Linked DNA regions of Homo sapiens: region 1 is linked to region 2. A link is an interaction called in ENCODE POLR2A ChIA-PET data of the cell type or tissue named here. Cell type or tissue: Panc1. All regions are shown on one strand.

Region 1 (5,000 bases), 510 kb before region 2:
ACTGAGTAAACTCCATGTGGAAAATCGTCCAAGCACCACGTGCAGACTCTCACTTAAATGATTTTTTTATGCTGAAGATGTTTCCCTCTCTAAGTACAGACTGGGCAATGCAATCAATATTTTTTAGGGGATCCTTTTCAGTATTTTTATTGATCAGGACCACGATAAAGAAAGATCTGTTTGAGGCTAAAGAATAGAAAGTCCTCTGCTTCACTGAAGTTTCTTTGATAACATAGAAAGGCTTTGGACAACAGTTTAGGAGCATTCCATTTAAAACGCGCATGTCCTGTTTTCCTGTCATATTGAAGTTACCATATACATTCAAGTATTCCTTTTTGTTTTAGTGCAGAAGCACAATGAACATGCTCTGCACATTTCTAATGCAGTGACAATGGGTATGTTTTCTGCTTCTTCACCTAGTGTCACATATAGAGAATAGATAGGTATTGACTGACTTTAGAAATCTAGTTTTCAGTTTTCCTAGCACCATTTATTAAATAGGAAATCCTTTCCCCATTTCTTGTTTTTGTCAGGTTTGTCAAAGATCAGATAGTTGTAGATATGTGGCATTATTTCTGAGGGCTCTGTTCTGTTCCATTGGTCTATATCTCTGTTTTGGTACCAGTACCATGCTGTTTTGGTTACTGTAGGCTTGTAGTATAGTTTGAAGTCAGGTAGCATGATGCCTCCAGCTTTGTTCTTTTGGCTTAGGATTGACTTGGCAAAACTGGATCCCTTCCTTACACCTTATACAAAAATTAATTCAAGATGGATTAAAGACTTAAATGCTAGATCTAAAACCATAAAAACCCTAGAAGAAAACCTAGGTAATACCATTCATGACATAGGCATGGGCAAGGACTTCATGTCTAAAACACCAAAAGCAATGGCAACAAAAGCCAAAATTGACAAACGGGATCTAATTAAACTAGGGAGCTTCTTCACCACAAAAGAGACTACCATCAGAGTGAACAGGCAACCTACAGAATGGGAGAAAATTTTTGCAATCTACTCACCTGACAAAGGGCTAATATCCAGAATCTACAAAGAACTCAAACAAATTTACAAGAAAAACACGAACAACCCCATCAACAAGTGGGCGAAGGAGATGAACAGACACTTCTCAAAAGAAGACATTTATGCAGCCAAAAGACACATGAAAAAATGCTCATCATCACTGGCCATCAGAGAAATGCAAATCAAAACCACAATGAGATACCATCTCACACCAGTTAGAATGGCGATCATCAAAAAGTCAGGAAACAACAGGTGCTGGAGAGGATGTGGAGAAATAGGAACACTTTTACACTGTTGGTGGGACTGTAAACTAGTTCAACCATTGTGGAAGTCAGTGTGGCGATTCCTCAGGGATCTAGAACTAGAAATACCATTTGACCCAGCCAACCCATTAGTGGGTATATACCCAAACGATTATAAATCATGCTGCTATAAAGACCCATGCACACGTATGTTTATTGTGGCACTATTCACAATAGCAAACACTTGGAACCAACCCAAATGTCCAACAATGATAGACTGGATTAAGGAAATGTGGCACATATACATCATGGAATACTATGCAGCCATAAAAAAAGGATGAGTTCATGTCCATTGTAGGGACATGGATGAAGCTGGAAACCATCATTCTCAGCAAACTATCACAAGGACAAAAAACCAAACACCGCATGTTCTCACTCATAGTTGGGAACTGAACAATAAGAACACTTGGACACAGGAAGGGGAACATCACACACCAGGGCCTGTTGTGGGGTGGGGGGAGGGGGGAGGGATAGCATTAAGAGATATACCTAATGTAAATGATGAGTTAATGGGTGCAGCACACCAACATGGCATATGTATACATACGTAACAAACCTGCACATTGTGCACATGTACCCTAAAACTTAAAGTATAATTTAAATAAATAAATAAATAAATAAATAAAAAGAAATCTAGCTTTCAAAAGCAGATGACTGCATGAGTATTTCTTGGAAATATTAATAGAGAATTTTGAAATGCCAAAGACATAAAAATGTCTTTAAAATAGTTTGTTCAAATGAGACATCTTTATAACTTATTTCAGCTCCTTTAGAGTGAACCTGACACCATTTCCCCTGTTAAATTTTTGGCTCTTATATTACCGAAGAAAGTGGGCATTTGACAAACAAATGTGCAGGAATAGGGGGTGAGAAGGGCATAAGAGCGTGTTCAAATCTGTTTAAAATTAGACATTCAGTGTTGTAGAGTCAAAACTATGTTCTCCTGTGTTTCTTACATGGGCACATACTTCATGGGTTTAATCATGGTTTGCTGTAGAGCATTTATAACACTTGCTGTGAAGCACTGTTGATACAATGAAGCTTTTTCCAACAAGTAACAGCATGATGGTGGCAAAGGTGAGGCTCTGGGAGGAGATTTTAGTTCATCCTTGGAATTTGTTAGCTCCATAGCTTCCTGACAAGCTTAGTTAGTGCTTCTCTAACTTTCCACAAACTTTGCAGACCCTGCTAATTTATATTTTTTTGTTGTTTTCTTTTAACTGGTTCTCCATATCCATGGAATTTAGCAGTTTGCCTTCCTTCCTTCCTTCCTCTCTTTCTTTCTCTCTTTCTTTCTTTTTTTTTTTTGAGACGGAGTACCACTCAGTTGCCCAGGCTGGAGTGCAGTGGTGCAATCTCAGCTCACTGCAACCTCTGCTTCCTGGGTTTAAACAATTCTCCTGTCTCAGTCTCCCAAGTAGCTGGGATTACAGGCACACGCCACCATGCCCAGATAATTTTTGTAATTTTTTAGTAGTGGCAGGGTTTCACCATGTTGGCCAGGCTGGTCTTGAACCCTGACCTTAAGTGATCTGCCCGCCTGAGCCTCGCATGTACTGGGATTACATGCATGAGCCACTGCGCCTGGCCAAAAAAAAGTTTCTAATAGCTAAACTAAAAAAAGTTTTTAAAAAAAGATACATATCTCTTTCTCATCTATATGATATAGGAGAGATAGATATATATGTATATATGAGATACATATTATATATACACATGTATGTGTGTATAAACATGTATATATACATACATGTATCTCACATATACATATGTATCTCCTACACATATGTATACACATATGTACATATGTGTGTGCATGTATGTGTGTATAAATGAAACTAACAGCGTCTTGCCATATAGCTAGTGGTAATAAAGAAGAAATTTTAAATGCACTTTTATTGTTGGCCTGAGTTTTCTCTTTTTTCCTGGAAATGTAGGCCAGCATTGGCCATATGAAATGAAATGTGAGTCACTAGTTTGAGCTATCCGTGTAATTACACATTTTCTAATAGCTAAACTAAAAATAGTTTTAAAAAATTAAGGTGAAATTAATGTTTCATATCTTTAACTTTTTTTTTCATTTTTTTGAGCCAGGGTCTCATTCTGTCACCCAGGCTGGAGTGCAGTGGCACATTCATGGCTTACTGCAGCCTTGACCTCCCAGTCTCAAGTGATCTTCCCCCCTCAGCCTCACACCTCCTAGTAGCTGGGACTACAGGTGAGCACCACCACACCCGGCTACTTTTTAATCATGGCTTTTATTTAACCATTTATATCTTAAATTTTATCATTGAAAGAGGAAACCAATATAAAAAAAATTAGTAAGATACTTTACACCTCGTTTTGTACTAAGTCTTTGCAATCCTGTGTGTGTTTTTCACTGACAGCACTTCTCACTGAAGAATACTCACATTCAAGCGCTTCTTAGCACACATGCCTGGCTGGTGGCTACCACACTAGACTCGCAGTTCTCACCCAACTCTTTGGCCTTTCTTAGCCTGAACTGCAGAATACTGCTACTAATAAACGAAACAAAGCTTTGCCCCCACAAAGCCCTGCTGCTGAATGCTGACTGACATTTGAACAAAGAAAATGTCCTTATATTTAAGCATCAGAACTATTACTTTTCCAAAACCTCGCAACCCTTGGGTCACTTCAGGCCATTCCTCATGATTTGCATTAGGTGTTCTTCGAGACACAACATTAATCCAGTAATAATTAAAATGATATACTGTACTATTAACATTCTGAAATCTTTAAAGCAAAGTGATCTATGCCTGCAGCGCTGCCCAGGCTGGCTAATTAAACAGCATACAGTTGTAAATGGCTATTGTAAGCAGTTCCCTACTTAAAAATACAGCTCTGAGAAGTGCAGTTTATAGTGACAGGGGCCCTACCAGGATTGATCAGCTTTAAATAGAGGCCGATGCAGCGCACAGCAAATTTTACTTGAGAGGTTGGTATCTTGCTTTGCTGCCAATGTGAGGCTTTGGTTTTAACCCGGGCTCCTGTTGAATGACAGGCCCTGGGCTGTGTAAACTGGACACCCTGTGGGGGCTGAGGTTGCAGGCTGGATCCTCCCCTTGCTCTTTCTCCTGTGAGTCAGCATTCCTGGGAGACGTAGCCAACCATCCCAACGAGAGGAACACTTGCTCCACTCCACCCAGCAACCTCTAATCTGCCGTGATGGGACCTTGAGCCAAGGGATTTGGGTGTGTAAAGGACTTCTGCAGCAAAGAGTACCTCTAGAAATTGCTTTTGTGAGGTTCTTTGAGGTGCTAATCACCTTTTATTTGAATTGCTCTGACTTATCATTTAATAACTCCAGAGGACTTTTTACTTCCTTGGCAGGAGGAGGAAGGTGATTCCTCAGATAAAACCAAAACCTAGAGCTGCACTTCTGAAGGAAATTGCTGCTCAGGTAGGGCTGGATGTGTAGGTGTTCTCCATGGGCCCATGCTGTGCCTGTACCAGCGTCCTGAATTGACGGCAGCAGAGGGGTATCTTTCTTCATTCTTCATCATTTATTACCTGAGGCAGAATGAATACTTGGCTCCATTCGCTCGCTCTCTTTCTTTCTGCAACAATTAGAACTGAATTATTTGCTTCTTGCTTTCCCTTTTCCCACTTGTTCCACCATTCATATCTAAGTGAGTAACTTCTCAAGTTTTTCTACACTAA
Region 2 (5,000 bases):
GGCATGGTAGCACGGACCTGCAGTCCCAGCTACTTCGGAGGCTGAGGTGGGAGGACCACTTGAGCTCAGCAGGTGGAGGTTGCAGTGAGCTGAGATCATATCACTGCACTCCAGCCTCGGTGACAGGGAGAGACTGTATCTCAAAGAAAAAGAGAAAAATTAAATTACACAAACTTAAAATTAAATAAATTAGATTAAAAAGGCATTAAATGGTTAAAACTCATCACCTCCTAATTATTTTACTCCAGTTTACTATTACCTATGCGCTTGAGATCATCCTGCCCCATTGTGTCTGGTGGAAATACTATATAATGGCATGCGGCTGTGTGTTCAGTAGCGACAGTGTGTCTGTAGCTTGAAATCGAACATGGTGACAATGTTTACACCATAAAAAATCAACAAATGCTACAAACCTGCAATTTACCTTTTCTTTTGGAGAACCTGTTGTAAAGCATTTAGACCAGCACTCTCCCACCCTCACTGATTGTGATACCTGGCCTGGCCTCGTGGCCCCTGGTTACACAGTGGGCCCACCACCTCTGCCTTCCCCTCAAATTAATTCTCCACACTTCTGCAGAAACACTTTTCCTACAACATAAATATGATCAGGTCACTCCTCTACTTAAAAACTTACACTCCTGCTCAGCATCTACATAGCCAAGACCTCACTCCCTACTATGGTTTCTAAGGCCCTTCAACAGCCCAGCCCTGCCTCTCAAGCCTCCTTCCCACCACGCCCTTGACCATTCAAGGCTCTGGCTATGTTGTACCTCCTGCAGCTGTGACTCTTTAACCTCTTCTCATGCTGTTCCTGCTGCCTAGGCTGCACTCAACTACCTTGTGTGTTTGGCAAACTTCTGGACGTCATTTGAGTTTCAGTTCAAATACCTAATCCTTGCTAAAGTGTTGCCTGACTTCTTGTCACTGAAGAGTTCCTCTCCTGTGCCCTCACCATCATCATCCTCACACAGCAATCACAGTGCTTATAATGTTCCTGTATTTTGGGGTTTTCCTGTGTCTCCTCCACCTCACTGAGTCCTTCAAGGGCAGAGACAGTGTGCCTGTCATCAGGCATGTCATATGCTGAGTGTTATTGAAGTATTGGCTGAAAGAATAAATGAATGAATGTGTGGGAGTGAATGAGGCTACAACCACTCACTAATAAAATGAGTTTTTCAACCATGATGGTCATGGAGATGACAGTAATACCACAGTGGCCAAGACATTAGTGATTCCTTATGGTAGAGATCATCCAGGGACATCCCACAGGTCTACTGAGGTACAGGTTTTGCCCTCTTCCTATATCATGTTTTCATGGAGGTCAAACCAGGTTTAAATTAGCCACAAGAATCTGAAATAGAAAATAGAGTCATAGAATAGGATCTACCTTCTTAGGCATGTATACAATAAGAGAGTGTAATCATACTTGCTTTGTTCACTGACAACAGAAAATTTACAGCCAATTCTATTGTGGCTTCAGATTGTTTACTACAACGACCATTTCTTCTTTCATGACAATTGTGTCTCTTAAATCAACAGCAATATGACTGCTAACATAATTCAGATCCTCAGTGAATAACCCAATTCAGTGTACCTACAATAGTGCACCTGTTTGTTGTACACAAGTTGCCTCCTGCTAAGTTTTATTTCTTTCATCTGCTGATCTTATTCAGCAGATCAGCAGATATGATGCTATGATTAGCAGATTCTCTCTGCCAATCTAGGACTTGGACCTCACTTTCATTCCAAAAACCTTCCTCTTGTCAAGAGGTGTAGCCAATCTGTTAATTCTCTCCATGAAAAAAAAAAAAAAAGCGAATATCAGAAACTCCTAGTTTTCCTTTTGCAGTCTCACTGGTCAGTTGACAGATAATATAAAACATTAACAAGAAATGTATTCAGGAGATGCTCCTTAGGTATGCATTTTGGTTCATTCTGACCCCAGCAAGGATATCAAAGATGGCCCAGACAAAATCAGACTCGCGTAACTCCACTGCAGAGAATCTGAGACTGAACTCAAAGAAAAAGCAATCACAGATCTATTATCTCCAAGACTTTCCCAAACCCTAGTGAGATAATCCGTAGAAACCAGCTACAAATTCACCTGCAGGCTACTGATCATAGATCCTACAAGCAGGCCGTACCAGCCATTCTCAGCTAACTCTATGTAAGGTGGCTGATAATTACATGGTAATCTAGAAATGGCTGATGGTCAAGATGGGTCTAGTTCAGATCACAAATGACCTATTTACCATAATAGAGAGGAAACTGTGGTTATATGCTAGAATTCATACTTTCAAACAAGTAGAGGGAGATAAAATTTAAATAATGTAGCCAAGAATTGAACCAGATATAGATATACACATATAAAAGCAAACACACACTATTAACACTATTAACAGATGGTTATCTGCTTCATTCTAGTGTTCTAATAAGACCATAATATTGGAAAAAATTATAGTTTTTCTTCTAATACCAACATAGTATAACAAAACAAAGGAGAACAAGAACACATATTGTAGGTATTAGCAATCTAACTGGCAGCTGTAATATATGAATTAGGCCAATTTAGAAGGAGCTAGGCAGCTCCTTCTTTTTTTTTTTTTTTTTTTTTGCAGCTCAAATAACTCGTGAAAGATTCTAAGAAGTCTTCCTCATCACGAAAAGAATAATAATTTTTGTTAAACCAAGCCTAGACATCAATATAAATGATAACAAATGAAGAATGTTAGGATTTACTTAGAATGACATTAATAGAAACAAAAAGTGGGCCATAAATGTAATATTAAATTTTCTAGTAGCCACATTTGTAAAAGGATATTTTAAGTTAAAAATAATTTTAATAATATATTTTATTTAACTCAATATTTCAAAATCATTTAAGCAGGTAATCAACATAAAAAATTAACAAGCTGTTTAATATTCTTATTTTGTATGAAATCTCCAAAACCAGGTATGTATTTTACACTTAGATCATATATTAGTTTTCATTGAAAATATTGAGCTGTATTTATTTAGTTCCAGCTTCATTGAGATATAACTGACAAAAATTATATATATTCAAAGTGTAGAATGTGATGACTTGTACATATACACTGCAAAACGATTACCACAATGAAATTAATTAACACATCCATCACCACACTTGCTACCAATGTGTGTGTGTGTGTGTGTGTGTGTGTGTGTGGTATGTGTATATGGTGAGATCGCTTAAGAGATACCCTCTTAGCAAATTTCAAGTGAACAATACAAAATTATTAGCTAGTCACCATGCTGTACATTAGATCTTCAGAACATTCATCTTATAACTGAAAATTTATACCCTTTAACCATTTTCTTCACCTCTCAATAAACTGTATTTAGATTTCATGAAATTTAAAGTTGAAAACGTAAATTCACATAACCATGTTTTTCCAATAATCTTACAAGTTTTTAGTAACTAAATCAAATACCAAAAAATCATTTTTCTACAGTTTTTATAACTAAATTAACAAAACTGATTCCTCTCTTTTGGAAAGACTTATTTGTCTTGCATCAGAAGCATATCAGTTTCAGAATCATGTCTGTCCAAGTTGAGCAAATTCACTAACTCTTGTGTCAACTCAGTATTATTAACATTGACTTCAAAAATGTATTGCATAAACTGAAATGCAATTTTAAATTTGTCAATACCAACAAAGCGTTCTACAATTTTCTTATAGTTTATTTAGCCAATTTACACAATGCTGTTGATTACAATTAAAATATTCTGCATATTGATTTATGTTAGAAAAAAAGTATAAAATCATTTTTACTGACCATGAAGTCGTTATTATTGATTTCAACGTAAATTCTTAGACTTGCCTACTGAGATCACAAATAAGCTTTTCCTTTCTTAGAAGCTTTAGATATGGCTCATTTATATGCAATGTAGTTTGGTGAGAAAATATAAATCACATTGCCATTTTTGCTTTTTTAAAAATATTTGTGGGTATATAGTAGGTATATATATTTCTGGGGTACATGTATTTTTGCTTTTGATTTTTGATATTGAATACATTGAGCATTCTTTTTATTGGAGTTAACAGCACAGTAAGTCTTTGTAAAATTATTTCATGATTCCACCAATGAGCACCAGAAAAGAACACAAGATCATTAAATTCATTGCCTTCTGTCTCTTTCCAAAGTTGCACAAACTGGAGATAATCCCTGACATTTGCAAATCTATATGGAATGATTTTAGTAACCATATCCATGACAGTCTTCACAGAATCGATTTCAGAAATGTTTGCACAAATATACAGTGAAAGAAATAAGGGAAATAGTATTTTGCTTTAATATGCCAGCAAAATTTGATTTTTTATCAAATACAGTTAGAACACTGTCCATCATAATAAAAAAGCTAATATTTTAATATCTAGGTTAAATTCTTTGATAGATGTAAGAAGAAAAATATAAATTTTAAAAGCTATGAATTAACATTTATTTACAAATTTGGAAGTCCTTTGAGACAAAATGTAGCAAAGTATTGAAAGGGCAGTGTCTCATATCACACAACTCATCCAAAGCTAAAAAATAGTACTTGAAGTTTTTAAAATGTTGAATAAATTGGTCTTTAGTTAAGTCTTATATTCTACAGACAAATAATTATTTGGTAGCTTAACTGAAGACCTTTTACTTTGTATGAAATATTGCTTAGCCTTATCCTCATAATATTCTAACAACATTTCCATAACTAAAATAATAATATATTTTACTCTCACTCCAGCTAGAAGTGGGGTTTGTGGGTGGTGTTGTTGACAGAAAACTTCTTATCAAATTCGCTATATGCTTTCTGAATATGTCTCTTTATGTTTCCAACTTTGCCATCTTAAAAATTTGTTTATACAGCAAAGAAACCAGCTTCTCCAATTAGCTCTGCTGCAGCAAGTTACAATTGCCATTCTTGGTGAAACTGGTGACACACCTTCTTCTAATCTAGAAGACTAGATCAGTGATGTGTTTCTGTGAAACAGCCCACG

What was found. Peaks named below come from ENCODE experiments on the same cell type or tissue, not always from the same donor. Only the 100,000 strongest peaks of a DNase experiment are listed, where the experiment ranks them.
Region 1: POLR2A ChIA-PET joins it to region 2 with 6 read pairs; 1 of 35 experiments calls an interaction of 5 or more read pairs at or near these places.

What each region holds. Positions count from the first base shown.
Region 1 is chr6:9,511,994-9,516,993 of GRCh38, forward strand. No RefSeq gene overlaps it. Among named protein-coding and RNA genes, the nearest start is that of HULC, 860 kb to the left of the region's middle. In Panc1, no CTCF peak of the experiment used is centred here; no DNase peak of the experiment used is centred here; H3K4me3 peaks cover 542 bases; H3K27ac peaks cover 2,350 bases.
Region 2 is chr6:10,022,460-10,027,459 of GRCh38, forward strand. It overlaps the pseudogene OFCC1. Among named protein-coding and RNA genes, the nearest start is that of TFAP2A-AS2, 380 kb to the right of the region's middle. In Panc1, no CTCF peak of the experiment used is centred here; no DNase peak of the experiment used is centred here; H3K27ac peaks cover 813 bases.